Linked DNA regions of Mus musculus: regions 2, 3 and 4 are each linked to region 1. The links are chromatin loops, found by intact Hi-C in ENCODE. Cell type or tissue: gastrocnemius. All regions are shown on one strand. Region 1 has its middle 27 kb from the start of Fry. Region 2 overlaps Fry (FRY microtubule binding protein). Region 3 overlaps Fry (FRY microtubule binding protein). Region 4 overlaps Fry (FRY microtubule binding protein).

Region 1 (8,000 bases):
GAAACTTTCCTCTTAAGTGAGTATTCTACACACAGATTCTTTTGTGGTATATAATTTTAGGCTTTAGGGTATACACAGGGAGGATTCGGTAGGAGCTGAGTCACATGGGCATCCATGGAATTTTAAGAAGGTCATGTAAGAACATGATGGCTGGGCATACAGTTAGAAAAGTTATCTGAACAAAACTTGCAGCTAAAAACAACTTTTACTGGGAAGAAAAGGACAGTGCAAGTCCCCAAACATATGAGCAGCTAAAATAATTTTAACTCTTCTTTCTTTGTCTTCTTAACCCTATCTCTGAAGTAGGAAACACATTTCTTTTGAGAAGCAAATACAATTTTAGGGTTTTTTTTTTCCCTTAATAGAAAACAAAAAAAAATTTCACAGAGTTTAAGAAAGACAAGCTGTTCTCACTGGTGGCCCTTTTGAAGACTCAGTACATGTGAGTTTGGCCTCTCTGAAATGGACAAGATCCTGGCCCGATGTTCCTTTCTGAAGCGACACCTGATCGTCCCTGTGGCTACCAGGTGGAGACACTCAGCAGGCTCTTGCATGTAACTGGGTCACTCTGTCACCGAGCTACTGCCACTTTTCCTGAGATTGGATAAACTATGTTTTCAAGCCCAACTGTGTAAGCCACATTCTCAGAGGGAAGAGGGAGTCTACAAGGGGATACAGAAATAAAGCAGAATTAAGACCAAGAAGCAAATTTTCCCCTGGGCCCCGCTCTGCAAATAATTTATTTTAAAGGATGAAGATTATATCTCAAGGGGCTGGAGAGATGGCTCAACAGTTAAGGGCACTAGCTACTCTTGCAGAAGACCCAGGTTCAATTCCCAGCACCCACATGGCACAGAGTCTGCCAATCCCGGGGCAATTTGAGAGAAGCAAAGCAAGGACCCGTGGAGTGGCCTGATGATGGACTGCCCCTCCCCCTCCCCCTCCCCCTTCCCCTCCCCAGGAACCAGAACTCAGAAAACTTCTGCCAGGTAGCAAAACACAACATTTCTTTCTTTCTTTTTATTTTTTATTTTTATTTTTCGGGACAGGGTTTCTCTGTGTAGCTCTGGCTGTCCTGGAACTCACTCTGTAGACCAGGCTGGCCTCGAACTCAGAAATCTGTCTGCCTCTGCCTCCCAAGTGCTGGGATTAAAGGTGTGCATCACCACTGCCCGGCAGCATTTCTTAAGATTGATCCTTTATCAGAATATGCCTTGGGAACTTGAAGGATAAATAGTGTTTAGGCTTTGTTGATACAGTAAGGAGCAAATTTAATTTCAAATATATTTATAGTCATAGTTATTTCCATAACAGCATCTGCTAGGGCAGTGGTCTTCCACCTGTGGGTCTCAACCTCTCTGGGATCATATGTCAGACATCCTGCATATCAGTTATTTACATTACAATTCATGACAGTAGCAAAGTTACAGTTCTGAAATAGAAAGGAAAATAATTTTCTGGTTGGGGAATCATCACTGTTGGCATTCAGACTTGGGAAGAACAGCTGAGGTGCATATTTACGTACCAAAGAGGACCTGGCCTCCAGGTTCTCCCAGCGTCGGGTCCCTCAGTCCCTACCTATTTGTTACAGGATATGCTGGCATACCCCACCCTCTGTCCTGAATTTTACACCCCAGGGGCTGGGCTTCTCCCCACTCCCCAGAGACATTTTGGTGGCTGCCTCTCTCTTCTCCATCTGTGAGCACGCTTTCTCTCTTTCTCTTTTCCTTCCCCTGTCTCCCTCTGCATGGCTTCACTCAGCCCCTCCTGTGTGGTCAGTGAACTTGCCTGAGAGGTGCCCCAAATAAACCTGCCTTTATACTTTAATTTGGCTTGAATTGGCTCACTTATCAACCACAAAAGGAGGAACTGAATTATGGGATTGCAGCCTTGGAAATGTCGAGAACCACTGTGCTGGGGCCTGGTACTCAGTGGGTAGGACTACACACGATCTCATCCCTTGTCTGCAATATCATGATGGAGCTGCAAACGGGGGTGGGGGGAAGGGACAGGTCCATCGACTAGTTATGAATGCAGAACTTGGAAAAACCAATACTACCTCTGAAATAGGCAGTTGAAAGAAGACTCAGGTAAACATCACTGACATAGGTGAAGGCTCAGTCACTTCCCTGAAAGACACCACATCTCACTATGATGTCTTGGCAAACCCTGGCTAGCAAAGTCACATTGCCACCATAAAAATATTCTGAGTCTGATGTAATCCACATGAGCCTGACACACAACTGAGTGGGGATAACCAGATTATAAGACAAATATATATATATATATATATATATGTATATATATATATATGTAAATATATATATATATTTCTATACATAATTATGGGTATATGTATATATTCCCTTGCATAATTATGGACACACACACACACACATGAGCTTGAGGTACATTCCTTATACTGTTCACCTCCCTACCCCTGCATCCCAGAGCCTGTTTTTTCTTCTGAAGCAGCCAAGTGTACTCTTTCCCTGCCAGGCTTAGCAGTGGGCCATGGTTCCTTCCAATCAGAGTGGATGATATGAGCCAAGGCCAACTGACACCCCAGTAGCTTTCAGGGACCAGAGGTTTTATATATATATACATATATATGTGTATATATATATATACACACACATACATACATACATACATACATATGAATTAAAGAGATTATATTTCCCTTCTGTTAGGGAAGAGAATGCACACACCTTTGAATACTTCAGGAGTTTGTGCTCTGGACAGAGTGGAAACTCCCCAGCAGAGAAACAGGTGTTTGCCCAGGACATAGGTCCCTACCAGGGAGCGGTCAGCCAGGCGGGGCTGTGCCCAGCTTCGCGGACACTGCACAGGGCCCAGGCAGTGTTCATCATCCCCTTTCGATTTGCTTTTCTTACTACAGTATCTGCCTGGGTAGAGTACCAACAAATAGCAAACGGGTTGCTCTCCTACTATTTCCTCTTACTTGACTTCCCTTTCTGAGGCTGAAGAACAGTTGAAGGGCGGCCCCTTGGTCCTCCATCCCAGGCTCCAGAAGTCCTCTGCCCCACGGGTTCCCAGTTGTATCTACAGTCTATTCACTTGTGTAATGAATACAGCCAGGGTCTGAAAGCCAAGTTAACAGTGAGGCCAATAAGCCCCTTCCCCAGGCGACTGCACTGTCTACCCGTGGAGGAGGTCCGCCTTTCTCCTGTGATCATTCTCAGACTTCTGAGTTCCCCAATGGGTGAGGAGCCGAACATTCTGGAAGGGGAGCTGCTCACCTCTTCTTCAAATCATACTCATAGTCTCTGCAGCTGCATATGGTGACACCTAGTGGCGGCAATTAGCACAGAAGGAGAGAGATGCTTGAAGCCATTGACCCACCTAACATCACCAGCCTGTCTTATTGGATCTTAGTCCACCTTCCTTACGACAGACATCGTCCTCAAAAGGCTGAATGACTACTGCGGGGTTTCTTACTGCCTTTTACATCTGATAACCATACTGTGATACGGCTGCACAATAAAATTAGATCTTCAAAGAAATCTCCTTGAGTCTAACTTTTTCATTACAAGGGACGATGCAGTACGCAGAAATCACAGAAATGTCTTCCAAAGATGCCCCACCGCAGCCTCCTAACCTCTGGGAAGCATCACCCCTGGCTGACATCAGTCATCAGAAGTGAACTTCAACCTGGAACCATCCGGGTGGGCCTCCAAAGACAGACAGTGCCCTCTGCCGGGGAAAGACATGCAAGGCCCCGGGGCAGCGGGGAGGGGAGGGGAGGGGTGGGGAGGGGAGGGGGGCGGGGCAGCGGGGCGGCGGGGGTGGCCGATTTGGTATGCCCCTGTGCTGTCATGGTGAAGGTGCCATGAGAGAAGGAAGAAATGCCTCTCAGATACCAAACAGTACTTTCTCAAACTAGTTTGTATTGAAGGGGCAAGCCCCAGAGTGGTGGTGTTTTGAGATGGGGCCTGTGGAGGGTCACTAGGATTAGATGACGTCATGGGGTGGAGCCCGGGGTCTCAGAATTACTGCCCTCAGAAAGAAGAGCCTGCAGGAATCTTCTTCTACATGTTTCTCTCTGTGTTACGTGACTAGACAGTGACACAGTCGTCATCTACCTTGATAATACCTAACTAGGCTGGCACACTTCAGAGTGGCCAGAAAATAATTGTTTATTGTGTAAGACACGTAGCCCGCGGTTGATACTTGGTTACAACATCCAAAGTGATAGCCAATAACAGGAACCACCTCTTGTAAGTACTGGCAGTACTTGGTGTGAGCCAGGAAACAGCCTTCCCAGAGCCTCTAGGGAAGAGTTCAGGTTGGTCAAGGCCTTGGTTCTGACCTTGAGCAAAGGGTCAGGCTTCCCACTGTGTGAGTACACAGTGTTGCCCAACGGTAGAAAAGCAGTACAGGCGGTTATCAAATTACACACACAAACACACACACACACCACTTTTCCCTGGTGCTAACCTCAGCTCTCTGTTGCATCCTCTCCTTCCTAGTTATTCCAGGGCCTGCCCACTCACCCACCTCGAGCCTTCCCTGCCTTTCATCTGGACTTCATTCAGTCTCCTCAGTGGAGTCCTGCCCTTTTCTCCAAACATAGGCAATTCTGCCAGACCTTCTCCATACCATAGAAGACAGAGTTCTGTACTCTAGAAAGATATTTCTAGCAAGGACATGCTCACTAGCCCGGGGTACTAGGCATTTGTTTGTGTGTTTGTTTAGTTTTTTTTGGTTTTATTTATTTTTCTCCATTCTAGCTATATTATTTGAGGAAATTTTATCCTGCTATTATTAGGTAAGACGCTCTTTCCTCTGTGATATGGCATTTATGGCCAGAGTGGTTGGCAGCACAGATGTCACAAAGCATCTCCGCTTGCATCTCCATTGCAATATTGACTTACATTACCCTTGTATCAGGAAGAAGAATTTACTCATCTACTGGAATCTGAGACTGTCTGAGTGACTTGTTATTGTAGGGCATGGGGACTGTGCCACCAGAGGAACTAGCATGGAACACGTGAGGTTGGGCATGTCCAAACTCCAGAAATCTCAAAAGCTGAGATTAGAATCTCACCCTGAGACCAGCAGGAGTGTGGTAGCTCCCTCCCTGTTCCATGTTTGCCTGGGAGCAAGGAACCAGGCAAGCCTCAACCAGGTGATCACAAGTAATCAGTCAAATCGCTCAGCGCCTGAACTCTTCCACGTGCAGATGAGGCATCTCAGTACCCGTAGCCTTCAGCCAATGACCTTTTTCTTCCCTGGATATTCTCACACCTTTCTCCAAACTATATAACCCTCGGTTCACCCTGAATGGAGTGTATGTGTTCAAACCTACCCCCATAAAGAAATATGAGCAAGCTAAGACTGTCTTAGAGAGCTGCTTCATTAAAGATCATCAGAGAAGGCCTTCTCTTTCCTCTCACAGAGAGATGACTTTAGCACTGGGAAGAAGCGATGTGTCCCGGGCACTCATTCCCAACCAGACTGGGATCCTGCTCAACCTAGACTGCCTCCCCCACCAGCCTAGCTGAGAGTGGCATCTGACCTGCTAGAGGCAGAGGGGGACTGCAGACCCCACCCCTTGGGACTTACACAAGCGGCACCATAGCCATAACTAATGGGACACAAGCAAAGGCCACGTTAGGGCAGAACAACTTTTTCTCTTGCTTCTGGCAACCTTGGTCACTCCATGGACAAATCAGTTCAGCATCATGAGGTTAGATATCTATGGAGACAGCCCTGATGCCTTCATTGCATGCTGAGGTTTCAAGAATGTGAAAAACAGCTTTATGTCCAAGCCAAGGTCACGCGTGCATGCACACACGCGCGCACACACACACACTCATACACAATACACACCTACTCAAACACATACACAACACACACTCATACATATACACAACACACACATTCTCACACACACACTCATACAATACACATATATGCAAGCACTCACATACACAGACACATTCATGCACACATATTTACTCATACACCTATACACAACACATACTCTTACACAAACAACACACATACACGCACAAACATACACTCACATACACACACAAGTATGGGATCGTGGTACTGTGGAGACAGAAGCAATTACTGCCGAGACCTGGGACTCACAAGTCAGACTGCATTTGAACCTGGAGTTCATTTTCACACCACTTAGTCCAAAATACATAAGGCCTTAGATTTGGTTTTGAGTGACTCTTGACTGAGAAGGTCCTCAAGTAGTGTCCTGATAGAGGGACACTGCTTTGTTTTGGCTGCAAAGAATCCCCATAAAAAAATCCTAAAGAAAATATTTGATGAAAAAAGTTGAATCTACCCCCAAGGAGTTAACAAGCTAACAAGGAGTTAACATTCAAGGAAATGTGGGATATAAAGAGTAACTTTTAGAGGTGCTAGAAAAGTGATGAAAACTTCATGTTTTGATTTTTGTTTTTCTTTTGTTTTTGTTTTGGTTTGTTTTGGTTTGGTTTTTTGAGACAAGGTTTCTCTATGTAGTCCTGGCTGTCCTGGAACTCACTCTGTAGACCAAGCTGGCCTTAAACTCACAGAGTTTCTCCTGCCTCTGCCTCCCAAGTCCTGGGATTAAAGGTGTCCTTACAGAGCACCTGTGTTACCCAGCACCCATGTGACAGCTCACAACCGTCTGAAACGCTAGTTCCAGGAAATCTGCTGCCCTCTTCTGGCTTTCACGGGTACTGCGCACAGGTAGTGCACATACATACATGAGGGCAAGTAATTTTTAAAACTATAATATGGAGCTGGAGAGATGGCTCAGTGATTAAGAACACTGACTGTTCTTCCAGACATCCTGAGTTCAATTCCCAGCAACTAGATGGTGGCTCATAACCATCAGTAATAATATCTGGGGCTCTCTACTGGTGTGCAGGCATACATGCAGATAAAGCACTCATATATTAAATAAATAAATCTTTTTTAAAAGTATAATATGTAGACAAAAAAAGAGCAGAAATAGACTTTCCTCCAAAGGTACTCAATGACAGAATTAAGAAATAGAGACTATAAAATAACAATAACTAGAAGACATGTTTTAAAGGGTATGGCCCAAACCAAAAAATATTAGGAGTATACAACTATATTAAAGAAAAAGAGATATAAAAGTTTTATGTAAGGAAAATCTAGTCTTTGAAATCAGAAATAAACAGATGGTCTGAAAGGCAAATTCAACAGATCTCAAAGAAAGGATTGGTTGAGCTGAAATATATTATCTGAAGAAGTGACCCTGAATCTAGCCTAGAGAGAAGAGAGAAAGGAGAAGTGACCTTGCTAAGAGACAAGGCAGCTAGACCCGGGAAATCCTGACACGTTGACTAATTATGGTTCTGGGAGAGCTGGAATGACATTTGAGTTGTTACTTGCGAATTCTCCCAACTGTGCCCATCAATTAAACTGAATCATGAGCAGAGGAAATCCTTGCTGAGAAAGAAATAGAAAAAGAGACAGACAGACGTGCTGCCTGAGAGCGGGTAAAGGCTTGTTGCTAAGAGAAGATCCAAAGAGACAGTTTTTGAGGGGGACCTGGGGCCTTTTTATTATCTTTTTTTTTCTTGGATAAAGAATATTAATGGCTGGAACTAATAAGAGAAAAGACCGAAGAGCTGGGCACAGCAAATGATCTACAGACTGCTGGCTAAAACCACAGAGCTAACCATTTGTTGACAACATTCAAGGTATTTTCACATTCCTTTTATTTACATTATGTCACTATAAATGCTTGTGCATATATCTTTGTGCATATAGCTATTTTTGTAAGGAAAAAAAAAATCCTAAAATGACCAACAAAGAATGACTAACAAAGAATGACTGGTCCAAAAGTGTGTGTATTTTGAGGATTCTTAATGTATATTGACATTTTTTCTCTTTCTTTTTCCATCTGGACCGTTTATTACCTTTTGTCAAAGGGGAGGCACAATAGCAACTGGGGCTCAACAGGAGACTGGAGCCTCACCTTTCACACAGGCTCACTCGCT
Region 2 (8,000 bases), 170 kb before region 1:
ACATCCTGCGTATCAGATACTTACATTATGAATCACAACAGTAGCAGAATGACAGTTATGAAGCAGCAACAAAGCAGTTTTTATGGTTGGGCGTCACCACAACGCCCTCATGTATTAAAGTGGCAGCATTAGGAAGGTTGAGAACTGCTGCTTTAAATCAAGTCATGTGTTGTTCCCTTGGGCTGCCGATTCCAGGCACCTTCCTGGCTGCCTGGTAAGTTTCCTCTGTCTATCTGCAGCTCAGCCTGCCTGGATAGCCTTTCTCGGCCTTTCTGGTTCAAAAATCGCACTTTAAGCAATGCACACGAGGGGCCTAGCAGAGAGCCTTGGACACCCTAGGTACCCGCTAATTGCAAGCCGTTATTATTAGCGTTCCTTCAGGATGGCTGAACAGAGATGTGCAGGTGGGAAGCACTGTACAGATGTGGTTGTACAGATGTGAGTTTGTATACTGAAGAACTGCAGTGCAGAGCACATGACCAAAGGCAGGGAAAGCTGAGGGGGAACAGGGCTGAGGTATTGGGGTGCAGGTGGAGAATGAGGTACATCCTAGGCCATAGACTGTCTCTTGGCAAGGTGCTACATAAACTTAGGCAGGAAAACACCTTTTGAGACCTGATTCTCACAAGTTACTCATGAAGACTGCAGAGGAGGCAAGTTGTATGTATTCTACAATATCACTGTAGTAATATAAAATATAAGAAGACTATATAATGGGCTGGAGAGATGGCTCAGCAGATAAGAGCACTGACTGTTCTTCCAGAGGTCCTGAGTTCAAATCCCAGCAGCCACATGGTGGCTCACAACCATCTGTAATGAGACCTGATGCCCTCTTCTGGGGTGTCTGAAGACAGCTACAGTGTACTTACAGAAAATAAATAAATTAATTTAAAAAAGAAGACTATTTATTTAACATTACCAAATATATAAATAATTAAGGGCTATTTAAAGTATGTTGTTCATATAATAGACCTTTTTGTGTGTGTGTGTGTATATATATATATATATATATATATATATATATACACATACACACACATATATATTTCTCATGTATATTGTTTAACTAATCACATGTTTTTCTTTTTAACATTTAAAAATATCCTTGAGGGGCTGGAGGGATGGCTCGGTGATTAAGAGCACTGTTGTGCTTCTACAGGACCTGGGCTTAAGTCCCAGGACCCCACATGGTGGCTCATAAGTATTTGTAACTCTAGTTCCAGGGCATCTGGCACCCATTCTGGCCTCTATCAGCACTACATTCACAGGTGCATAGCTATGTAAGCAGGTAAAACACCCATACATAGAACAAAAAATTTAAAAATATTCTTGAATTTGCTGTCATATGTAACTAGATTTATCCCGTAGCAACTCTGATACACAGATTTATCACCAGTGTCTGGCACAATTTCACTAAGACTGCAACGGACTTAGGAAAGCTCCTCGAGTTGGGGAGGAGACGATGACAGAGTTGGTATGACAACTGGGTGGTACCTGAGAAGAGGGGAAGAGTGAGCTCGGGGTACATCCGGGCCAGCTCACACGACAGAAGGGCTAGCGACACACTGTAGAGAGGTGGCAGCGGTCCATGTGTTCCGTATAGAATACTGCCAGGTCTTTGTTCCGCAACCTTTTTGGAGTGCACAAAAAGCTTTGCTTCGAGGATCTACGAGGAGTAAAGGAACAGGCTTTAAAGATTGTCATCTGGACACCTCAGGAATGCTTGTAATAACACGGCAAGTGCGTTCATCTTCACACTGAGTAGGTTAACTGCTCTGTCTGGAGAACACTCTGTGCATGTTTCCTCGCAGGAACAGATAACTGCATCCTGAGCCCAAGGATGGAAATTTCCACATGTGTGGATGATACATGCCTGCATGAGCTGCATGGAGACTTCGTAAATCTCTCTGTTGGTGTCAGAGGCCTTGAAGAGAACAAGGTTCAGCAGTGTCACTATGTCGAAGGGATAGTTCCTGGGGAAATGAAGAAAAATACACAGCATGGTTAGAGGACATCCTGGCTTGTAAGCTGGACACGTCTGGGGTGGCACCTGGATTTGCATCCTCACCAATGACATTGCCCTGTCTTTATTTATGTATCTATTTTTTTTTTTTTTTTGAGATAGGGTTTCTCTGTGTAGCCCTGGCTGTCCTGGAGCTCACTCTGTAGACCAGGCTGGTCTTCTGTCAACTTGACACAAGCTGGAGTTATCACAGCGAAAGGAGCCTCCCTTGAGGAAATGCCTCCATGAGATCCAGCTATAAGGCATTTTCTCAATTAGTGATCAAGGTGGGAGGGCCCTTTGTGGGTGGTGCCATCCCTGGGCTGGTAGTCCTGGGTTCTATAAGAAAGCATGCTGAGAAAGCCAGGGGAAGCAAGCCAGTAAGTAACATCCCTCCATGGCCTCTGCATCAGCTCCTGCTTCCTGACCTGCTTGACTTCCAGTCCTGACTTCCTTTGGTGATGAACAGCAGTGTGGAAGTGTAAGCTGAATAAACCCTTCCCTCCCCCAACTTGCTTCTTTCTTGGACTAGAAACTCTGACTAAGACAACAATACATGCTATCAACTACTGAGGTGTTGCTCCAGTCCCTCCATGAAGCTTTTAAAACAAAAACCTCTACTGTTTTCTATTCTCTCCATCATCCTAATCCATATGCTCTCTCTTAGGAGTAGTTTACGCAACTTGGGGAATTTAAAGTAATTATGCCAGTACTACACTTACTAAGTTATAGTGCCAAACAGCTTCATGAACTTGCTTGTTATATGATAAGGTTGGTGGCTTTCGAGGCATAATCTCTGGGCTGGGGTGTGACTCAGTGGTGGAGAACACTTTTAGCATACATGAGACCCTGGGCTCAGATCAGTACAAGTTCAAATGAGTGTAATACTCAGCCTCTGACGCATCGTGCCTCCTTCCCACATGCTTCTTGAAGTTTTGAGCAGAGGGGATTTTCCTGGGTTTGTGGGCAGCTGGCTTACGGGCTCAGAGTTAACATGTGTTGGGACACTTGTCCACATAGATGCTTTAATTCCTTCAGTGCATTGTTTTTATTATTTTCAAATTTTGCTTCCATGCTCCACTGTGACAGTTTGGGCACTTTGAAGGAAAGACCATATAAGGAATATCTCCTGATCAAATGGAATTAGCAATACCATGGAAACTTAAAGCGGCTAGCTTATCTGTGAGGGATACAGAAGCCATTCTGGGCTGTCACACTCTGAAGATAACGGCCGAGCATCATCTGCTCAGCTCTCACATCACAGAGAGCAATTGCCTTCACCCTTGCCACTGAACACTGATTACAGAAAACCTATACCTGTTTCCGCACACAGTCGCTATGGCTTTGAAGCAGCCGGAAGCAAGCTGGTAGGATCCTGTGTAACATCGGTCGATGGCCCAATTGAAAAGGTTTATCTGGTCAGGATTAAGTTCCAGTAGCAACATGACGACCTCACAGCCAAGCTGATGAACCTGAGGATGAGGAACAAATCAGCTATTCCTACTTCATCAGAAAATATTCCAGAGAGATCCATACGATCCAACGTAACTAATACAGGTCAGGCGAACAACCTTAAGTGGGGTTAAGTGGGGCTGGACACTTTATTTGGGCTGATCTTTGTGCCTCTCGATCTTCCTTAAGGGGGCGCAATGTAGCCTTGCCGGCAGGATGCAAACTCCACTGGACTCTGGGAAGGGAGACTCCATCCCCCTCAGAAGGTAACATTGCCTGCTTCTTTCCTTAGCCATCTACTCTTTTCCGTAGTTGCAATCAGGCCGAAAAGGAAGGGCCTGGCTTATGTATCTGCTGTATTAATATTCTGGGTTTGAAATGCCCCCCAGGTTCGTGTTTGAAAGCTTGGTTTCCAGATCGGAGGCTCAGGAGCTTTCAGGAGGTGGGGCCTGGCTGGCAGTCGCTAGGGGGAGTCTTTGAAAGTCATACCTAACCCTGGTTGGCTAGCTTTCTCTGCCTGCTTCCAGGTCCAGGACACGTGAACAGATTTAGTCTTATAATCCCCACCAGAGTCACCTCTGACAGCCACGTCTTTCCCACAGTGATGTGCTGGAATGATTTTCTTCTCCCTTAAATTTTCTCCGTAAAATACAATTAAAATTTTTTTAAATTGTAAATACAATTTTTATAATTTTAAAAACTCCCTTAAAAGGTATTTTGTCACAGGAGTGGAAACGTTAGTAATATAATATTCATTGTTATTAAAATTTTCCCCTAGTTAATTTCTGTACTTTTTTTTTTCAGACTTGGTTAAGCTATTTCTTATAGTAATTTCTAGTGATGAACAGGCTGCAAATTACTGTCCTCCTGTCCTCTATCTATCTATCTATCTATCTATCTATCTATCTATCTATCTCTATCTCTAGATATGTCACTTCATTTATTTTTTAAAGATTTATTTATTTTATATAACTGAGTACACTGTGGCTCTCTTCAGACACACCAGAAGAGGGCATCAGATCCCATTACAGATGGTTGTGAGCCACCATGTGGTTGCTGGGAATTTAACTCAGGACCTCTGGAAGAGCAGTCAGTGCTCTTACCCACTGAGCCATCTCTCCAGCCCTGTCACTTCACTTTAAGCACAGCTTTATTTATAAACCACAAATGTAATATTTCATCATGTTCCATATAAAGATACTTTCCAGTTGCCACTGTTATTCACTTCAATTTACTAGCTATCTGGAAGCATATATTGTTTTAAAACTTATTTAATTATGTGTATGTGCATGTTCACAAACACAGTCTGTATTTGTGGGTGATTGAGGAGGCCAGAAGAGGGCACTGGATTCCCTGGAACTGGAGTTAGGGTGGTTGTGAGCCGCCCAGTGCGGGTGCTGGGGACTCAAGTCAGGTCCTCTGCAAGAGCAGCACACACTCTTTGATGCTGCACATTCTCTTTCCAGCTCCCGGGAAGTACATTTTAATGATATTTTAATTACTCATTCCCAGTTTAATGATACAGAGTATAAAGGTTGCTTTCAAATTATGCAAACTGTTTTGAGCCTCACTTTATGATTCAGTTTTTGGTCAATTTGGTTAATGGATGCTGTACTTTTGGGCCTGGTACACCCCACTGCAATGTTCCTAAGTACATATCCAAATTTGTGTGACTATGGAGGGAAGGTGGTATGTGCATCATGCTAACCTCAAAAATGTTGAAAAGCAATGCCTTCCTGACCCATACTTACTCGTAAATCTTGACAAGCCAGAATATTGTCGAGCCACTTATACAGATAGCCGTCCGGAGAGAGGCCGACATTGTCAAATACAGGGCCACAGCACAGCACTGCCGACATTGCCTGAAATCAGAAACCGTGAAACCTGGAGACGGAACCAGAGCAGCAGGTTTCCTGCGTTCTCTGCTTCCTGTGTGGGTGGTGGAGACTGGCAGCTCCCTTTGCACGGCTGTGAACCCCAGCCTTCCTGTGAACCCCAGCCTTCCGACGCTGTAGGCAGAAATAAACTCAGTCCTCTAGACGCTGCTTTCAGCCATGGTACTTCATCCCGGTAATGGAGAAGTAAGTGACACAGAGTCCCACACTGCTTCAGATGGGAAGGTTTTCACAGTGTGGATGTCCAGGATACGACTAGATAAACAGAGTGTGGCTGTTGCTTGACCATTTTTTCTCCTCCTTAGACTGGAAATTAAGTAGCAACATAGTAACTTCAGGGATAAATAGGCAAAAGAAGAAACACTGGATAAAGGCAGGAACCCGACGCAATTTTACATTGTGTAATTGTGGGCCCAGATGGTGTGCTTATGTATTTACCCACATCTGCAATTAAATATTTGGAATTATTTATATTTACATGTGCATGCATATATCCATTTGAATTTTTATATCCTTCCCTATATTTTTATTGTATTATACTACTTATTGTAACCTTATTTTTAAGGTATGGTTGTTAGCTTAACAAAGGAGACCGCTGATGCTACTAACCAACCTTTAGAGCACAGTACTGGTATCTCGTTATCTGGTGGTTTCGGTCACTGTACCGATCCAGAGGTGTAAACATGATGCTGAAGGGGCCAGCCCACTGGCTGAACAAGATGAAGAGATGGTGCCGTAGGCTTTGCTGGGGGAAGAGAAATCTTCTGTGATGAACTAGAGAGAATAACACAAAACCAGTGTCTGTTATTTGACTGTTGTTAGTCTATATTAGGCTGAATATATAATTGTAGCACTACTGAATATTACCCTCAAATTTTGAGGAAAGAAAGAAAATCTCCTAAAGTTTTTATTTTTAATTATGTGTATATGTGTTTTTCTGTATGTGGGTAAGTGCACATGAGTGCTGGTGCCCACACAGGCCAGAAGAAGGCATTGGATCACAGGAAACTGGAGTTACAGGTAGATGTGAGCTGCCCGACACTGGGAAGTAAACTTGGGTCCTGTGCAAGGGCAGAAGCTGACCCAACCTCTCCGTCCCCAAGAACCAACTTTATTTTTCTAAGCCGAATTTTGCTTGGAGCTGGGAATAGAACATGGGGCTTTGAGCATGTTCAACGCACACTCTCCCAGTGAGCTATACCACCAGCCCAGTAACTCCCGTTTTCTTTAGTTACAGAATCTTGACTTTTTAAATAAATTTCAATACAATTTTTCTTTCTGGATTCTCAAATTTTCTCACACTGAGACCCTCTAACATAGTTCCTCATGTTGTGGTGAGCCCCCAATGATTAAAATTATTGTGTTGCTATTTTGTAACTGTAATTTTGCTCCTATTATTAATTATAATGTAAATATCTGACATGTAGGATATCTGACATTTGACCCCTGTGAAAGGGTCATCTGACCCTCAAAAGGGGTCATGGTGACCCACAGGTTCAGAACTGCTGGTCTAACTGATCTTTCCACTTAACTTTCGCATATACAGAATGAATTTTTGTGACTACTGCTCCCTGTTGTTATAGAGCACATAGAATATAATATATGCTATTTCAAAAACATGTGCCTCCTATTACCAAAGAAATCAAGCTTAAACTGTAGTTTAAGCCCCCTAACAGCTGAGGTGGAGCAGTGTGGTTAATAATGTCAAAATAAGAAAATGGCACATGAAACGAGTTGTTTTTATAATTACTCAGAATTAACAAAGAAACTGCCCTAGAGCTCTATTCAGGCCCCTAGGAATCAGGAGGGACATCGGTGGGGGCTGGAACTCTTTACCCAGCCCAGAGGAAGGAATGGATTACCTGGAACACACTGGATCAAGTTGGCAACCATGGCGCTAAAATGTGCTCGGATGTCTTTAAGAATTTCGACCTCTTTGTCATTTTCAGCTTCTAAGAGCATGCGGGTCAAGTCCACGTATTCCAAGAACAAAGCTCCAAGCGCTAAGGTGTCTCGTTCTAAAGCTCCATTTGTGCTGGGATGGAAGGGAGAGGGTGTTAGAACAGAGGAGCAGGTGTTTAACGAGGACCGCATCGATGGTTGGAGTTCACGTGGCAATTTTGGTTTTTATGCACATTATACAGGGGTATGAAGAAAGGTAAGGGCGGCTTGCCAGAAATCTTTGTTGAAGTAATATATTTAAAAGAACAAGGAGAAGTAGAAGAGGTTTCGGCAAGGGGTGGCTGGGTGGGGGGTGCTCAGTCATTTAACCTCACCTGTCACTTATCACGCCAGCGTCTGCCAGAAGTTCGAATATCCGAAGCAGCTGAAGCCTCAGCAAATCTCTCCGTTCTCGGCGTTTCTTGTTCTGCGTGGAAAGCCACTTACAGTTATGGATAATACAATGCGAACTTTACGGCCTAATTTAGTATTTTCAAGTTTTCTAAGTGTAAAAGGGAAGCACTGTCCTTTCTTCCTAAGAGGTGGGGACAATGCCAGTTATCACAGGCTGTAAGGAAAACATCGTCAGTAAACCCCTAAGAATACATGAGGCGGAAGTGTTGAGTAGCGTGCAAGGTGCCAAGGCACCAGGGTCATTTGAAAGGCTGAGCATTCGGGAGCGACTGGAGCGGACTCCAGATGCTGACAAT
Region 3 (8,000 bases), 120 kb before region 1:
GTTTTAAAATTAAATCCTAAATTCCAATGACACCATTCTTTTCTATTTCATATGTGTGCAGTACACTACATATAAATATACATACCACACACACACACATATATATATGTTAAGATGGCAAAGATGACCATAGAGACAACAGATATCTAAGAGGCACTTCAACCACACACAGTAGCTCTTTAATCCTCAGGGCAGTCCCGTGAAGGGGCATGGTTGCATCCCTCTCAAACATCAAGGCTTCAAAACCTAATAGAGCCAGACAGCTGATCAATGATGGAGCTGATGTCTGAAGGCCATGGCTGACTCAGACTTTCCTCCTCTTACTCCCATGAGACACACTAAGACTGAATTCAGGATTGTTTAAGTATGTTTGTTCCCTATGTGGGCAAGGTCTGAAAACTCACTGAAAAGATACCTTTTGACACAGGATCACTCTAGGTTTCCCAGGCTGGCCTGGAACTCTCGGTATCCCTGGCAGACTGCAAGCCTTAAACCTCCCAATTCTGCCTCAGTCTCCGGAGTCTAGCCCCTGCCTAGATTTACTGTTTGGGTTGCTTATGCCTCTCCCTCGTACCCCCAAGTCATACACAGAGTGAGTGTGACTATTCTAGGAGATGGGGCCCTTGAAGAGGTATGGGAAGACGGGTTGTCTGGCGTGGGCCCTCACTCAATATGCCTGGGGGATGTTTTAAAGACAAGATAATTGGAACATAGCACCGACAGGTAAAGCCACAATGAAGGGCTACTTCTCCACAGGGGAATCAGCCCTGCCAGCACCTTGAACTTGATGCCTGGAACTCTGAAGAAATAAATGTCTGTCAGTAAAGCTTTCTCAGGTCTGTGGCCTTTGTTACAGCATCCTGACCTATCACGTGGGCAACCGCCTCGCCAGCTAATGCCTACAGCTTGAAAGGGAACTGACCCGACAGACCAAGCCACTTTCCTCAACGACTAAAACAAGCATCACGTGGATGAACATACAGTTATCTGTGTGGCATCCTGGTCTGTGGTACAGGTCGTTAAGCCCCAGCGACTCCGGAGACTGAGGCAGAATTGGGAGGTTTAAGGCTTGCAGTCTGCCAGGGATACTGAGAGTTCCAGGCCAGCCTGGGAAACCTAGAGTGATCCTGTGTCAAAAGAAATAGCCTGTAAGGAAACATAACAAGAAGATGGATGGGATATGCATCTGCAGAACAGTGTTTCTCAGCATGCTTGAGGACCTGGGTCCAAAGGTAGTCACCGGCCTAACATATGGGAGGTCCTGGGTTCAATTTCCACTCCCAAAGGAAAAGAAGCAAGGAAGCAAGCAAGGAAGGAAACAAGGAAGGAAGCAAGCAAAGGAGGTAGGAAAGAGAAAGAGGAAGAGAAACGGGCTAGGGAGGGCAGGCAGAAAGATTCTTGACTTGAATGTGTTACAGTTCTCTCCTTTAATGCTTATTGTCTGACACCTCTGAGCTAGGTGCAGGCTCCACAAGATCAGGCACACAGTAGGTACTCAGGAGCGATGCTGAGCACATTAATTGCTTAGGAGTGGGAAGTCCTGATGTGGAGGTGGTTAAGCAGAAGCCCCACACACCCTTGTGCGCCCACTCGGAGGACGTCACTGAGAGGCATCTCAGAGTGAACACGGTCAGAATGTGTAATTAATATCAATTCATTTCTCCCGTTGAATAACAGGCACTTCTCATAGAAAAGGCCTGCAGTTATACATCTATTCTTTTACTCTTAATCCACAGCTAACAAGGAGAGGTAGAAAAAGGCAGGCTGCTTACGTAACTCAGTACGTCAATACGATGAGGCAGTGGCTAAAATTTTACTTTTTCATTTAAAAATAGATGCAACTATTTTTTTTTTTACTGTGAAAAGTTCCATATAACACAAACATGTTATTTTAGGATACAGCCAACCTGCAGATCTATTTCCAGTTAAAGTCTAATTTCTTTTATAATGGTCTCCTTTTTTGTTGTTTTTTTTAAAGAAAGAAGATTATCTATGGTGTTTCCTTTAATACTTCATTTGGTGCTATATTTAGCATATACAAGAATTAAACAATGACTCAATTTGTGGTATTCTATGAAACTCACATAAAGGGGCCTGAAGAAATTACTCAGTGGTTAAGAGCACCGGCTGTTCTTACAGAGAACCTGGGTTCAATTCCTAGCACCCACAACCACCTGTAACTTCAGTTTTAGGGGATTTGGCACCCTCTTCTGGCCTCCTCATGTACTGCACACACATGGAACACACACACACACATACACACACACACACACACACACACACACACACACACACGAGGGCAAAGCATCCATACACATTAGAAAAAAAAAGAAAAAAATGAAAAACATGAATAAAGATGAGAAACCAACCAATCAACAACCAACCAACAGCCTAACCTTGAATGATAGCAATTAATGCATTTGCTAATGAAATGAACATCTTATAATTTGAGTTATTTCTTTTTTTAAAAGATAATATATATATATATATATATATATATATATATATATATATATATATATATATATATATATATAAATACACTCCAGATACAGCAGAAGAGGGCATCAGATCCCATTACAAATGGCTGTGAGCCACCATGTGATTGCTGGGAATTGAACTCAGGACCTCTGAAGAGCAGCCAGTGCTCTTAACTGCTAAGCCATCCCTCCAGCCCATCTCTTTTCTTTTCTTGTCTTGTCTTTTCTTTTCTTTTCTTTTCTTTTCTCTCTTCTCCTCTCTTTTTTCTCTTTTCTCTCTCTCTCTCCCCGCTTCCTCCCTCCCTCTCTCTCTCCCTCCCTCCCTTTCTCTCCCCCCATTTTTTTTTTGGCTTTTCAAGACAGGGTTTCTTTGTGTCACCCAGGCTGTCCTGGAACTCACTCTGTAGTCCAGGCTAGCCTCTCAGTGGCAGCAATCCTTCTGCTCCAGTAACCTGAGATTTGGGGCGATGGCTTGAGCTAACACACTTAGCATGACATTGTTTCTCAACTTGTTCGGAGCCTGCCTAGCCAAGGACAGTCATTTGACAATATGCAGTAGTATGCATTATTCATAAAAACTAAGAGAAGTACAAACATTTATTTTTTGTTATTTTAACATACCAAACTTTCCATGTGATAACATGAGAGAACTTTACTAGTATAATTACAAATATACTGAGATTTTTCATAGTCTGATGAGTCAGCAAATATACATATTGATCTCTTCTTTTCAAGATCATTTCTAAGTATGCATGAACTAAGGACCAGATAATTGCAGCTTTATCCAGTTTAATGCAAAAATATTCACTACTCAATTAAATGAAACTATTTCTTTTTTTTTTTTTTTTAAGATTTATTTATTTATTTATTTACTTATTATATGTAAGTACACTGTAGCTGTCCTCAGACACTCCGGAAGAGGGAGTCAGATCTTGCTACGGATGGTTGTGAGCCACCATGTGGTTGCTGGGATTTGAACTCCTGACCTTTGGAAGAGCAGTCGGGTGCTCTTACCCACTGAGCCATCTCACCAGCCCAAATGAAACTATTTCTAAAATACATCATTCCTCCTTTCCCTAGTGACTCAGGAACCACAAGATCATAATAGATTTTTTTAAAAGTATATTTGAGACCCAAGCACAATGGCCTGCAGTGCCTGAGGTAGCCAGGAGAGGGCGTCAGATCCCCTGGAACTGGAGTTACAAGTGGTTGTGAGCTACCTTGTGCTGGGAACTGAACTCAGCTCCTCTGTACCTCTGACCAGCTCTCTAGCCCCTGTCATTTAGTGTAGCCTTCATCTGGTGCTCCTCTGTGACTGTCTGTCATTCACCTTGATACTTCTCCCTCATGTCAGTACCTTGCCCTCCAGACAGTCCCACCTCCATTTTCTAACGTTGAGGTTTTCCTGTGTGAGAAAGCAGACAACTCCTTTGCTGGAAAGATGGATCAGAGAGAAGGAAAACTCAACACAAGCCATGTTGGGGGGTGGTGACTCTACTTTCTATGGTCTTATGGTTTTACCTGGCTTAGGTGAAGTTGCTGTATTAGGAAAACGCTTTGGAGGGGCCAGCGAGATGGTTTTGGAAATAAAGGTGCTTGCTGCCAAGCCTGAGGACCAGAGTTTACTTCTCAGGACTTGACAGTGGAGAGAACTGACTCTTGCCAATTGTTTGTGCCTCCTAATAGAAGGATGATGATGATGATAATGATGATGACGACAACGACGAAGACATAAAAAGTTTGATAAATTATGCACTTCCATGGTGTGAGGAAATTTCATTTGTCTTTTTTTCTTTTCTTTTTACTGTTCCTTAAACAATACAGCGTGTCAACTATTTCCACAGCATTCATATGGTATCAGGGGTTATGGGTTACCCAGAGTGACCTAACTGTATGTCGGAAGAGCAAAGCTTATGTGGAAAGACTGCATATGCTGTTTGCATGGACATGAGCATCCCAGACTTTGGTATCCATGGGAACAAGGGGTGAGGCAGGGATATGGGCTGGCTTGATCTTACTCAGGTCTTAAACACAGAGCCGTAGCTGCTTCGAGTTCATACGGGCAACAGCCCTTCCGTGTCCAGCAAACATTTTCACAGCAGGCAAACACTACCTCTGGTCCTTAACCATCTTTCTGCTCTCTCTTCCCTGATGCTTCCTAGGCCTTAGAGACACGGAGTATGAGATGGCTGTCTTAGAGAGAGAATGCCATAGTATCTTACTCTGTACACTGATCAGTTGAGAGTCCCTGTATTATTGACATCTACTGCAAAAAGTAGCTTCTCTAATGGGGGTTGAGGAATGCACTAACTTAATGGTCATGAAGAATTCCATCCCTTGAAGACAGACCTCCCTCTCCCTCTCCCTCTCCCTCTCCCTCTCCCCAACCCCCCCCCCCCCCGACTGCACTTCACGGGGACTGGGGCATCATTCGCCATAAGCTGTTTCCTTGGCCTGAATTCCCACCATGTCCTTAGTTGCTTGTACCTGATCTAGCCATTCAGGCTTTTGACTGGATTGCCTCTGAGTTGAACGGAATGAAGCCTGGCAGGTAGGGTGTGACCGTGTCTGGAATGAGTTTATCAGTGCTCACAGTCTAACATGGCACTGTTCTAGCCTGCTAAGTATCACAGGGCCAGATAAATTTAGCAAGGAGAATTTCCCCCCTGACTTGTTTCCATGACAATGTCTGGGACATTTTTAGCTCAGTTGAATTAAGCAAGGTCTGTAGTGAAAGGGACATTGTAGAATGGAATTTTCCCACTTACGAGTGAGAGCCTGTAAGTAACTATCTGGTCCTGGCGGACTGAAAAGCAAAACAAAACTAAACTAAAAGATGTCTTTGGAATATTTGAGAAGAGAGAAAGTAATTTGGTCACACACATTTTTTTTTTCTTTCTTAGAAACAGTGGCCCGAAATGAAGGGATGTGGTGGGATCTGGTCCAACTGCCAAGATGGAAGAGGCAGTTTGGACCTGTTTTGAGGGAGACTCTAGTTGGCTTCACACTCTGCACATGCTTCTGTAAGTTAGAGGCTCTGTAAGTTAGAGGCTTCTGTACGTTAGAGGCTCAAGGGCGCCGGCACTCACTCACTTGGCTTGGGCCAGCACTCCGATGACCTCAGCATACAGATCAGCCACAATGTGCATATTGCCAGTGTTGGGACCCAGGTACCTGAGTGGGACAGAAGCAGACAAGTTAGGGGTCTGGTGCCCAGAAAAGATCAATGAGCTAAATTAGAAGTTAGCGTTCTACGTTGTCAATACTCTAAGGAGGGAAATCGCCTTACCCTTCTTTGTATTTAAAGTGCTTGAAAGCCAAGTTAATAATATCATGTATTAAGCTGTCAATTACAGGATGAAGGGGGATCTGGAAAAAAAAAGATGACATTGAATTTGGAAGAGATTATTAAACAACCTGTCTATAATAGTCACTCCAACAATGACACATGGCCTATTGTAATCAATAAACAGGGTCCACATTGCCCAGTAATTCATAAGCCATACATTCAGACTTTTAAAACGTAGTCAGTCTTACAAAGTGTAAATAGAAAGTGATAGTAAATGAATCACTCACCTGTTTCAAGACTTCTATTAACACTAAAGAAAAGATGAAATCAATGGCAAGGTCCCGTCTCTCCATTAAATAGTCTCGCTGCTGTTCATCACTGTGAAGGTTAAAACGAAGGTACTTTTAGGGTGAAGTGGACCATCTCATCAGAAGACTGCTCCCAGTCCCCACCCTGGACCACCCTGCTCTGACAAGATCATGTGTTACCCTGGACCACCATGCTATGACGAGATCATGTGTTACCGCACAGGAAGGTTGCTGCTTTCATTATGGCTCAACGGGCAAATACTGCCAGAATATTTGATTTTAAAAAAATGCCAACCATATAGCCATCTGTGGGTGCAGAACCTCATTCTGTGAACTTTCCTATAGTCCCCCTGCAGCCCAGGAATGCGACTGTTGATAAAATAAGATTCATATGTGAGACAGAGCTTCCAGGGTGGGGGTGTGTGTTCAAAGGATCTTGGGACTTAAGGTAGCGATGTAATTAACAGATTTCACAAAGGATCCTGGGTAACGAGAAGCTGGAAGCATTTGACAGAGGAAGTGATATGACAGGAATGGAAGGAAGGGAGGAAGGAAGGAAGGAAGGAAGGAAGGAAGGAAGGAAGGAAGGAAGGAAGGAAAAAAGGGAGGGAGGGAGGGAGGGAGGAGGAAGGGTAAAGTGGAGTATTTGTATTCATTGTAAAGGCATGCCAAGGGAAATGTGCATCTCCTTGCCTGCTTTCTGCTGGGTACTGACCTTGACCCTCAATGGGTGGGATGGCCATGGTGTGGAAATGTCCTGACTTAAACTATGCCTCTTCTACCTTTCCCAATGATGAGAGGGAAATGCTAATGATACAGATTGACTGTCTCTTCTCTGAAATGCTGGGGGATGTCTTCTCACTTTGGAGTATTTGTACATGTAACATCTTGGGGATGAGATCCAAATCTAAGCACAAAATTCCTTATGTCTCATGAATACTCTCTGATGGTGATTAGCATGGGTCGAGCATACTGCTCTCTGTGTCGCCTGCATCTGTGGTGTGAGATCAGCCGTGGGGTCATCTACTTTTGACCTTCCTGTCACATCAGACATTTATTTATTTATTTATTTATTTAGGAGCACTTCAGTTTGGGGATTTTTTTTTTTCAAGAGAGATGGTCAACTTTACTTGAATGAAGGTTTGAAGTGGTCAGGCATCTATAGTACTTAGTGTAATCTCCTAAACACATAGAGGGTCCATACTTGTTGAGGCTAACAGGATACACACTCCCTTGGAAGGTATTTTCAGAATAAGCCAAAGGAATTTAAAGCATGAGATGCTTTTGTTGTGTGTCTAGGAATGAGGAATAAGAGGAAAACAAGATGGGATTTCAGACACGTACACGTACACGCACACGCACACAGATGCGCGCATGCATACATATACACACACACACCCCCATACGCACACACACATACACCAAGGCACAGACCCATGCACACACACACGAACTTCTGGAAGTGCCTGTTATTGTATGAAGTCACATCCGGTAGGTTGGTGAGGTTAAGAAGGGAAGCTTTGGTTTCGCTTTTCCAAGGGAAATCATGGTCAGATCATTTCTGAGCAGCAAGACAGGAGGAAGAGTGTAAACAAATCCATCCAAGGTCATTTGAGACCCACCTGAGCTCGGTGCTAGAAAATGAACAAATCTGTATTCAAAAAGAGAGCCTTCCCAGTCGAGACTCCAGCACGCACCTCACGAGACAGAAAAAGGAGGTTTGAAGCAAGAGCAAGAAGGCTCTCAATACAGCAGCAGTAGAGCCGCTTGGTAAAGGTCCTTTAAAGCAGCCAGAGAAGGCGACAACCCAAGCTCCATTCCTGGAACCCCAGGTGGAGGTGACTCCCCAAAGCTGACATACACGCATGCTGGACCACCTCCCTCGTCCCCTCGCCTCTACCCAGTGATGATGATGATGATAAT
Region 4 (8,000 bases), 130 kb before region 1:
GAGGCAGAGATAGGTGAGTTAAAGTCAGCCTGGTGTACAGAGCTAGTTATAGGCTAGCCAGGGTTAAATAATGAGACATTGTTTCAAATCAGTAAATAAGTAAACACACACACCAGTGAATAAATGAAACAGTAGCCTTGGGGAGCAATTCAGCAGTAGAGTATACCCCTGGTATGAGCAGGGATCCTGGGCTTAGTCCACCAACCCCTTCCCCACATAAATGATCTAAGTAAAAAATCTTAAGTTTGAATAATAGATCACAGCCAAGCCAGCTTCAATATTACTGGAGTCTGTTTAAAAGTAAATTAATTCATGTGTAAACTGCTTAGAATAGTTTTGAACAAAGGAATAAAGTGGGTAAATGATAATTTCCCCATGAAATTATTTTCTCCCCATAGAGAAACATTAGAAAATTGCTATTTACTCCTCAACTGCACTAAATCATCTTTTCAAATTAGATTAAAGTTCTGCCAAATATCAGAGCCTTTGACTCCTCTTTACTTGCGGAATACAGAGCAGAGATCTGTGGAAAGTGGGAAGGGGAGACTTAAGAGCGTCACAAGAGTTTCCTCTGTTCTGTTGTGATTGGGGCTGACCCAGGCAGGCCCTTATCTGTGCTACAGAGGTTTTACGGCTGGGCTTTGTAGCCTTGGAGGAATCAGTTAAACTTCATCTCTCAGTTTACTTCCTAGAGGCCAAAGGCATTCAACATATCCACGGACTGTTGTGAAGCAAAAGAATAGGCTGTGTGGAGAAGCAATCCCTTTCTAAGAGGTCAGGATGTATGAAGGATCGTTGCGGGCTGTTTACGCGATTACTACGCCTGAGGGGGCCGCTGCAGACATACGGGCGTTACCTGGGCGATGAACTGGATAATCTTCACAAAGATATTCAGAGGCATATCCCTGGGTACCACGCCGCGGGACCCTTTGGGGAAAAGCGTGGTGGTGATGGTTATGAGTCGGCTGCAAGATAAGGGCAGGCGAAAAAGAGAAAACAAGCAAGGTTGGCTGAGATCTAGTTGTCAGGGGATGATGCAAATTTCATCTTAGTATCAGAGGACAAAGAACAAACAAACAAACAAACAAACAGAAAACAAACAAACAACCCCCCCCCAAAAAAAAACCAAACCAAACCAACTCATCCCTTTCCATTGGCACAATTACTCTTAGGAAGAGGTTCTATTTTTTCTTTTCTTTTTCTTTTTTGGAAAACCCAGGGCAGCTAGAAAAATAATAGACAGCTATTTCTTTCCTTAAAGTGCTGCATGCTGCACAGAAGCAGACCCTGTGCAGACCCTGTCCCAGAGGAGGCTGCTAAAGACCTACTGCTAAGACAGTGGTGAAGTTCTGGCTCTGAGCAGGTTTTAGCCAGGCCAGGTCGGGAAGCCATAAAAGAGAACCCCGGGCATGGTGTGGTGGCTGAGCACGCCTGACTCTAGCGCCCTGCAAGGGCACCCGGCTCACCCTGCGTGTGCCCAGCTCACCTGTCATGCTCGCTCACGCCCACCCGGCCTTACCTCTGAGTGGCCGTGTTGCTTTCACATTTGATTCGAATCATGTAAACCCACAGTAATCTGTAGAGAGATTCCAAGGCAACGCGAGCCATTTTGGGGTCTTTATTCTGTAACAGAATGCAAACTGTAAGGTTACTAGTTGAATGCACACTATGTAGGAGGGTCTTTCCTAAGCGTGGGGAGGGCCAACCGGGTTGGAGGCAGGCACATACAAGGCATATGTCACCATCTGGGTCACCTGAACCATCTGCCTCCTGGTGTTCACTGGATAAATAACCCATGGTTATGATCATGATAGTGAGACAGGGGAATGTCACAGGAAGCCCTCGCTCTGTCTTTTGCCAAAATGGAAATTCAGGAGGTGCCAGGCAACCAGTATAATGGCATAGCATTTACAGAAGAGTTGGATGGTCTTCCCATGATAGATGATGTCTTTTCATGCAGTTATTGTTCTGATTTTTCTATTCTCCATTGCATCTGAATTACTCTTGAATACTTAGTGAGACTAAGATATACTACATACTATACTAAAACCTAGACATGGAGAAAAAATATTTTAAGTTTTTTTTTTTTTTAATTTAATGTATGAGTATCTTTGAGTACACTTGTGTGCCAGAAGGGGGCCCAAGATCTCATTACAGATGGTTGTGAGCCACCACGTGGTTGCTAGGAATTGAACTCAGGACCTCTGGAAGAACAGGCAGTGCTCTTAACCACGTGAGCTATCTCTCTAGCCCTAGCTCCTGTTTCTTAAGGTAGGATAGGAGAGTATTTGTATCTTTATCTTTTCCCAGTTTGTTTCATTACTAATATTACTAGGTTATACTATACACTATCGAAATATATAATAAATACAGCAAATATTAATAAGAAAATTAACTAATACTGATATGGTAATAGTAATTATTGCATATTATTATTTATTACTATGTATCTGTATCTGCTCCTAGCTTATTTTATTTATTTATTCATTGTTCTATTTGTCCACCCAAATGTGAATACAATAGTAATTTAATTAATATAGTCATAATACATTTTAATAACTGGCACATCTACTTTCCACTGTCCATGACTTTTTAAGTACTTCCACCGTCAGACCCAGCTGTAGTACGCCCAGCTGTAGTACGCCTGTACATTTACGCAGACTCCACACCCTGGTTGACTTAGGCCATAGGACTGGACCTGGTCACATCACAGAGAAGAATGCACATCAATGGTCCCTGCAGCATCCAGCAATGGGAAATAGATAGAAAAAAATGCCATAAATAATAAATAGGATTTCTTCTCAGCCATAAAGAGGTGCAAAGCTAAGTTAACTGTAGGCAAACAGGAGCGATTGGAGATAACCAAATTGAGAGGATTAAGCCAGTCCCAGAAAGGCAATGTTACATGTTCTTGTTCATATTTGTGATCCTAAGTTTTATGTAGTCACATAAAGCTTGTGAATATTAAATAAAAGTAGAAGTGAAATTACCTGGGAGACAGAGGGGATTGATAAGGAATAAGGGGAAGGGGAAAAGTGGGTAGGAGGAATGGGGTGTGCATGGGAAGTATAACTCAAAATACAGTATATACCTATAAGAAAATTTAAAGAAAAAAAGAAATTGCACAATAGGGTTTATGGGTGTAGCTTCTGGATTAAATGCCGGCCCATAGTACTCAACGCTTAAATCTAGTACCCAGCACCAGATTTTAAAAAACAATAAGAGCAACAGATATATTAATATTTAAAGGCAAATTTTTTTTACAAAAGTTTTTCATATTCTCGAATGCTTACCCTTCTATGTAAATGTTACATGTACTTGTCTAGCTTAAAGTGGGGTGGGATCCAGTTTTTGAGAAGTGCCTGTTTATATACAATTTAAAAATTTTTTGCATGCTAATGATCTGATTTGTACAATGCTTTGATTTGTTAAATTGGGTTGTAACTAATGAAGTTACATGTATATTCTCCTTTCATTTAACCAGACTATGCAGTCTGACCCACATCAGCAACTGTCTGTCTCTGGTGTTCTTGCTTAATGATGAAAAGCAGCCTCTGAACTCAGCTGGTGTGGGTATGAATCTACCTGCCTCTAGTCTCAGTGGGTCCATCTCTCCCTTACAAAGTTCCCTTTTCAGTGTGTCTAGTGCACAGTTAAGTCACCTGAAATTCTCGCATAAACCAGTGCTCAAACTGTGAACCATGAAAGCCTATATCTTCTCAACCTGACTGCGGACTGAGATCTCCAGTTCCAGTGGCTTTTCTCAATGCCTTTTGGGTTAATTTCAACTTAAAAAAATGGTATGTGTATAAACGTTAGCCTGCATATATGTAAGGGTACCACATGGGTGCAATACCTGCAGAAACCAGAAGAGGGCATCGAATACCCAAACTGCCATTAGAGATGGTTGTGAGTTGCCCTGTGGGTGCTGGGAATTGAACTCAGGACCTTCAGAAGAGCAGTGAGTGCTCTTAACCACTGAGCCATCTCTCTAGCCCCTATCTGTTCATTCTTTAGGAACAGTATTTTCTATTGTACTAAACAAATATTCTGATTGTTCCTAAAATTTGAACAGCAACGTGGTTGGCTTAAATTTGTATTTGTTCTGCCCAGAGAGTAGGTAGTGGTATCTGACTTTGCCATTTCAGGATGCTATCAGTGATGCCTGCATCCAGCCTGTCTCCTCTCTTTTAATCTCTGTACAGTCAAATAATACCCCAAGAATACAAGAAATAAGTTACGTTTTGTATTTAAAGCCCTCCTGAGGCATATGAACTTGAGGGGCATTATGGATCTGCCCACCAGGACCACTTCTGCCCCCACCTCATGGTAAGGCACCCTTCATATCATAGCATCCTTCTGCAACTCCCTAAATTGCCCTAGCAAACTCTACGAGGAAGATCCTGCCTGGCCAGCAAGCCCCAGATACCACCCTTCTTACATATAACCCACTCTTTCCATTCCTTCCATGGGACCTGCAGATGCTCTTAACCATCCAGCCAGCTCAGTAAGGGAATTTCTTGACCTCTAAGGTTTCTTTATTTCCTTTAAAAAAAAATCTGGGCCTCACTGGGACATTATTTTATTGTTATTGTTCAAGAAAAGAGAATTTAGGCTAGAGAAGTGGCTCAGGGGTTAAGAGCACTGGCTACTCTTCCAGAGGTCCTGAGTTCAATTCCCAGTGATCACACAGTGGCTCACAAACATCTGTAATGGGATCTGATGCCCTCTTCTGGTGTGACAGCGACAGTGTGCTCACATACATGAAATAAATAAATAAATAAATAAATCTTTTTTTTTTTTTTTTTTTTTAAGAAAAAGAAAAGAGAATTTGAAATGGTTCCAACTAGACAGCTTGGAGCATAAAAAATCAGCATGCAGTAATCAGTGCAATGAACATGACTTTCTGAAAGTACCAGTAACTTTTCAAAGCCTGTCCCCTCGTTTCCAGTTAAGTGTTGTATGATTGACACAAACGTAGGCATCAATTGTATACTCTCTTCCTCTCTCTCTCTACCTCTTGCTCTCAGGATATCCAGACTCTAACCTAAGACACAACAGACAGAAATCACTGACCAGGAGTGACTGAAGGATGATACCTCAATGACAAGGAACTGAAAGTCCCCATCACTCCACAGTGATAAATATGGGTGACTACGTTAACTAAGTATAAATACCAAAGACTTCCTGCCTGTGCTCCCAAGGCAGCCTGCTCCTCCCAGCCTGTCCTGTCTCATGCTGTAGACAGACTAAGGCATCAATGTTAAATGGGTGGGTTTACTTTGAGAACATGCGACTGTGTGCACAGCTCTCTTCCTCACACAAGTCACTCTGACCCTCATCAGCTTGGCTCTGCAGAACATACCAGCGGAAGCTACCAGGGTAACATGGAGGATGCAAATGCTGGGCTCCTCACCCTGAAGCATCTGGGGGAGTAGGGGAGAAGATTATGAAGGGGGTACATGCGGTAGGGTCTGGTCCCTTCTCAAATGGAATTGTGTAACAGAAAATAAAAACCCCCGAAGCTATTTAAGGTAAAGTTTATATTCGAAGCCAAGTTTTCTTCAGGCATCTCCTCCCTATTGAATGTGTAAGATGGGGGTTAGAATGTGTTCTATGTATTAATGACATTAGGAACAGTCACATCTAATTCGTACTGGGCTCAGATTTAAACATAAACGATATGACTTTATTCTGCTTGGAATTCATCAAGCAATTTTTGAATATCCTTTTCCATTAGGGCATTGGCTTCTAGCAGTTTACCATCCATATAGATAACCTAGCATTTATTTATGAATTTAGAATCAGGGTCTTGTTATGTATCACAGGCTGGCTTAAAGATATATATAGTTCAGGCTGTGATATAGAACAAGACCCTGTTATTAAATGAAATAACAGGGTCTTTTACTTTTATTCATTTTATAAATGAAAGAAGTCAAGATGGGAAGGTGGGAAGCAAGGAGGCTGGGAAGATGGCAAGTCTCTTGCTTCAGGCTTCCTAATTCTGGGATCACAGGTGCCCATTCTCATACCTGGATTTCATTACATTTTAAAGATTCATACTTTAAGTGTGTATGTGTGAGCATGGGTGCAGGTGCCCATGCAGGCCAGAAGAGGGTGTCAGATCTCATGAGCTGCAGTTACAGGTGGTTATGGGCTACTCACTGAGTCCAATCCTTGCCCTTATCTTGGCTAACAAGTTGCTCTTCCATGTTTCCTGGGATACAAGACTTCTACAAAATTCAACCCAGAGCTCTTCACAGATGAAGTCTGTCCAGGGCTCACATTTGACACAGGGTTCTTCCCCTGTGCATCCCACTCCGTGACAGCAACAGTGGGCATGGTGCACACCCTGGAGATTGGAACTGGAGTTTGGAACGTGTTCCAGTCTGTGTAGCACTGATCCCACAGGTTCATCCTGATCTTACAGCTTCTAGTTTTAGAACCTTCTATCGTGAAATGCCTGTGTAGGGAAACATTGTCTGAGCCTACACTTGTGTCTTTCCAGGGGCAGCTTATAACCCTTTACTTGTTTTTTTTTTTTTTTTTCTGCCAAGCTTTTACAGGAGCACTAAAGAATATTCTAATTTTGAAATCATTAATTTTCAGAGTAAGCTGCCCTGCTCTGTTTCAAAAGCAACTTGGGTCAACCCCAAAATGGCTCTTTGGGCCACAGCAATAAATCATCGTACAAAATATTTTAATGTTTAACCCCAGATGTATTCAATATATCCAGAGAGCTGTGTTATAAAGCATTCTTAATCATCAAACATAAATTCTACCCTAGTTGCTTCCCGTTGCATGTGATAGAACATGGACCAAAAGCAACTTGGGGAAAGAAAAGGTTTTCGGCCTATAACTTACAGTCAGTCCATCATTTGGCCAAGGTAGGAACCTGTGGGGCCATGAAAGGCAGCCTATTTTGATTGAATGAGGCTTGCTCTGGCGACCCAGTAGAAAACTCTACAAGGGTCAGAACAGCGAGCCACGTTCCCAGAGACAGGTGCCTGACATCACAGAGCCCCCAACTCCATAATTCTGTGACTATCAGTCATGCAGACAATGTCCCAAGCTTTTGGCATTCTGGCTAGACTCCAACCCCACAGTTACCTGACTATATAGCCAGGTATGCTCCTCCCCACAGTTACCTGACAACAGCAAGATAGCCCAGTCCACTATAAAAGGGGCTGCTTGGCCCCTCCTCTCCTTCTCTCTCTCCCTTCCCCCTTCTCTCCACATGGCCATGACTGGTGGTCTCCCTCTTTCTACCTTTTCTACCTTCTCTCCTTTTCCCTGCTTTTCTACAATAAAGCTGTAAAACCATAGACTGTCTTTGCTCATCAAGGCCCACTGTGCTTGAACGATGGGATAGGCTTTCTCCTAATGAGCCACAACTAACCTCCTGCTGGAAGGCCTTCCTGTGCTCCAGCCACAGACAGGACCAAGGACTCTCAGCGCATGGGAACCACCCAGCACCCCCTCTCTCCCTGCAGCCCTGGGGATGACCGAGTGGTGTTTAGCGGTATCTGGGATGCCTGAGACTGAGAACCTAGGACTGCCCCATTGTGCACCCTCTGCTGAGCTGGGGTCCAGTGGCTTCCCCCAGCCAGACACCCACCCGGGGCTGTGTGGAATGCACGTGTCAGTCCTCCCGCATCTTCCCACCCACAGCACAGGAACTCTGGCGGGAGGCGGGTTTTCTCCCACTCCCTTTATTCCCTCACACCCATTGCCCAAGAGGAACCAGAGGCAGGGAGCAATGCAGAGTCTGCAGAGGGGTGATGCTTAACTGGTTCACTGGCTTGCTCCGCGTGCTTTCTTACATTTTTGGTTGTGAGTCTAACCTTTAGTGTCTGAGCCACTTCTCAGCCCTCAGCCTACTTTCGTATAGGACCTAGGGACATCTGCCCAGGGGTGGCACTGCCCACCATGGGCTCGCCCTGCCCAATCCGTCATTAATCAAGAAGATTCCACAGACTTGCCCATAGGCCAACCTGATG

What was found. Peaks named below come from ENCODE experiments on the same cell type or tissue, not always from the same donor. Only the 100,000 strongest peaks of a DNase experiment are listed, where the experiment ranks them.
Region 2: a loop joins it to region 1, with 2.7 times the contacts of the local background. A loop is called at or near these places in 6 of 42 quality-filtered maps.
Region 3: a loop joins it to region 1, with 2.2 times the contacts of the local background. A loop is called at or near these places in 5 of 42 quality-filtered maps.
Region 4: it touches region 1 in a loop (6-fold over the local background); 8 of 42 quality-filtered maps call a loop at or near these places.

Annotation. Positions count from the first base shown.
Region 1 is chr5:150,228,665-150,236,664 of GRCm38, reverse strand. It overlaps a transcript of Fry not described here. Among named protein-coding and RNA genes, the nearest start is that of Fry, 27 kb to the left of the region's middle. In gastrocnemius, CTCF peaks have their summits at 3,308 (motif pointing left) and 6,692 (motif pointing left); DNase peaks (open chromatin) are centred at 536, 3,301 and 3,705; H3K27ac peaks cover 2,438 bases.
Region 2 is chr5:150,398,916-150,406,915 of GRCm38, reverse strand. It overlaps Fry (FRY microtubule binding protein), which reads right to left. Exons shown (of 61, transcript NM_172887.2): 25 at 7,626-7,717; 26 at 7,212-7,384; 27 at 5,963-6,123; 28 at 5,206-5,316; 29 at 3,320-3,474; 30 at 1,874-1,973; 31 at 1,495-1,666. Among named protein-coding and RNA genes, the nearest start is that of Gm36299, 4.7 kb to the left of the region's middle. In gastrocnemius, no CTCF peak of the experiment used is centred here; no DNase peak of the experiment used is centred here.
Region 3 is chr5:150,343,700-150,351,699 of GRCm38, reverse strand. It overlaps Fry (FRY microtubule binding protein), which reads right to left. Exons shown (of 61, transcript NM_172887.2): 5 at 6,057-6,147; 6 at 5,770-5,849; 7 at 5,574-5,654. Among named protein-coding and RNA genes, the nearest start is that of Gm36299, 60 kb to the left of the region's middle. In gastrocnemius, a CTCF peak has its summit at 3,648 (motif pointing right); a DNase peak (open chromatin) is centred at 3,652; H3K27ac peaks cover 1,371 bases.
Region 4 is chr5:150,363,092-150,371,091 of GRCm38, reverse strand. It overlaps Fry (FRY microtubule binding protein), which reads right to left. Exons shown (of 61, transcript NM_172887.2): 12 at 1,520-1,623; 13 at 857-965. Among named protein-coding and RNA genes, the nearest start is that of Gm36299, 40 kb to the left of the region's middle. In gastrocnemius, CTCF peaks have their summits at 3,865 (motif pointing right) and 6,126 (motif pointing right); no DNase peak of the experiment used is centred here.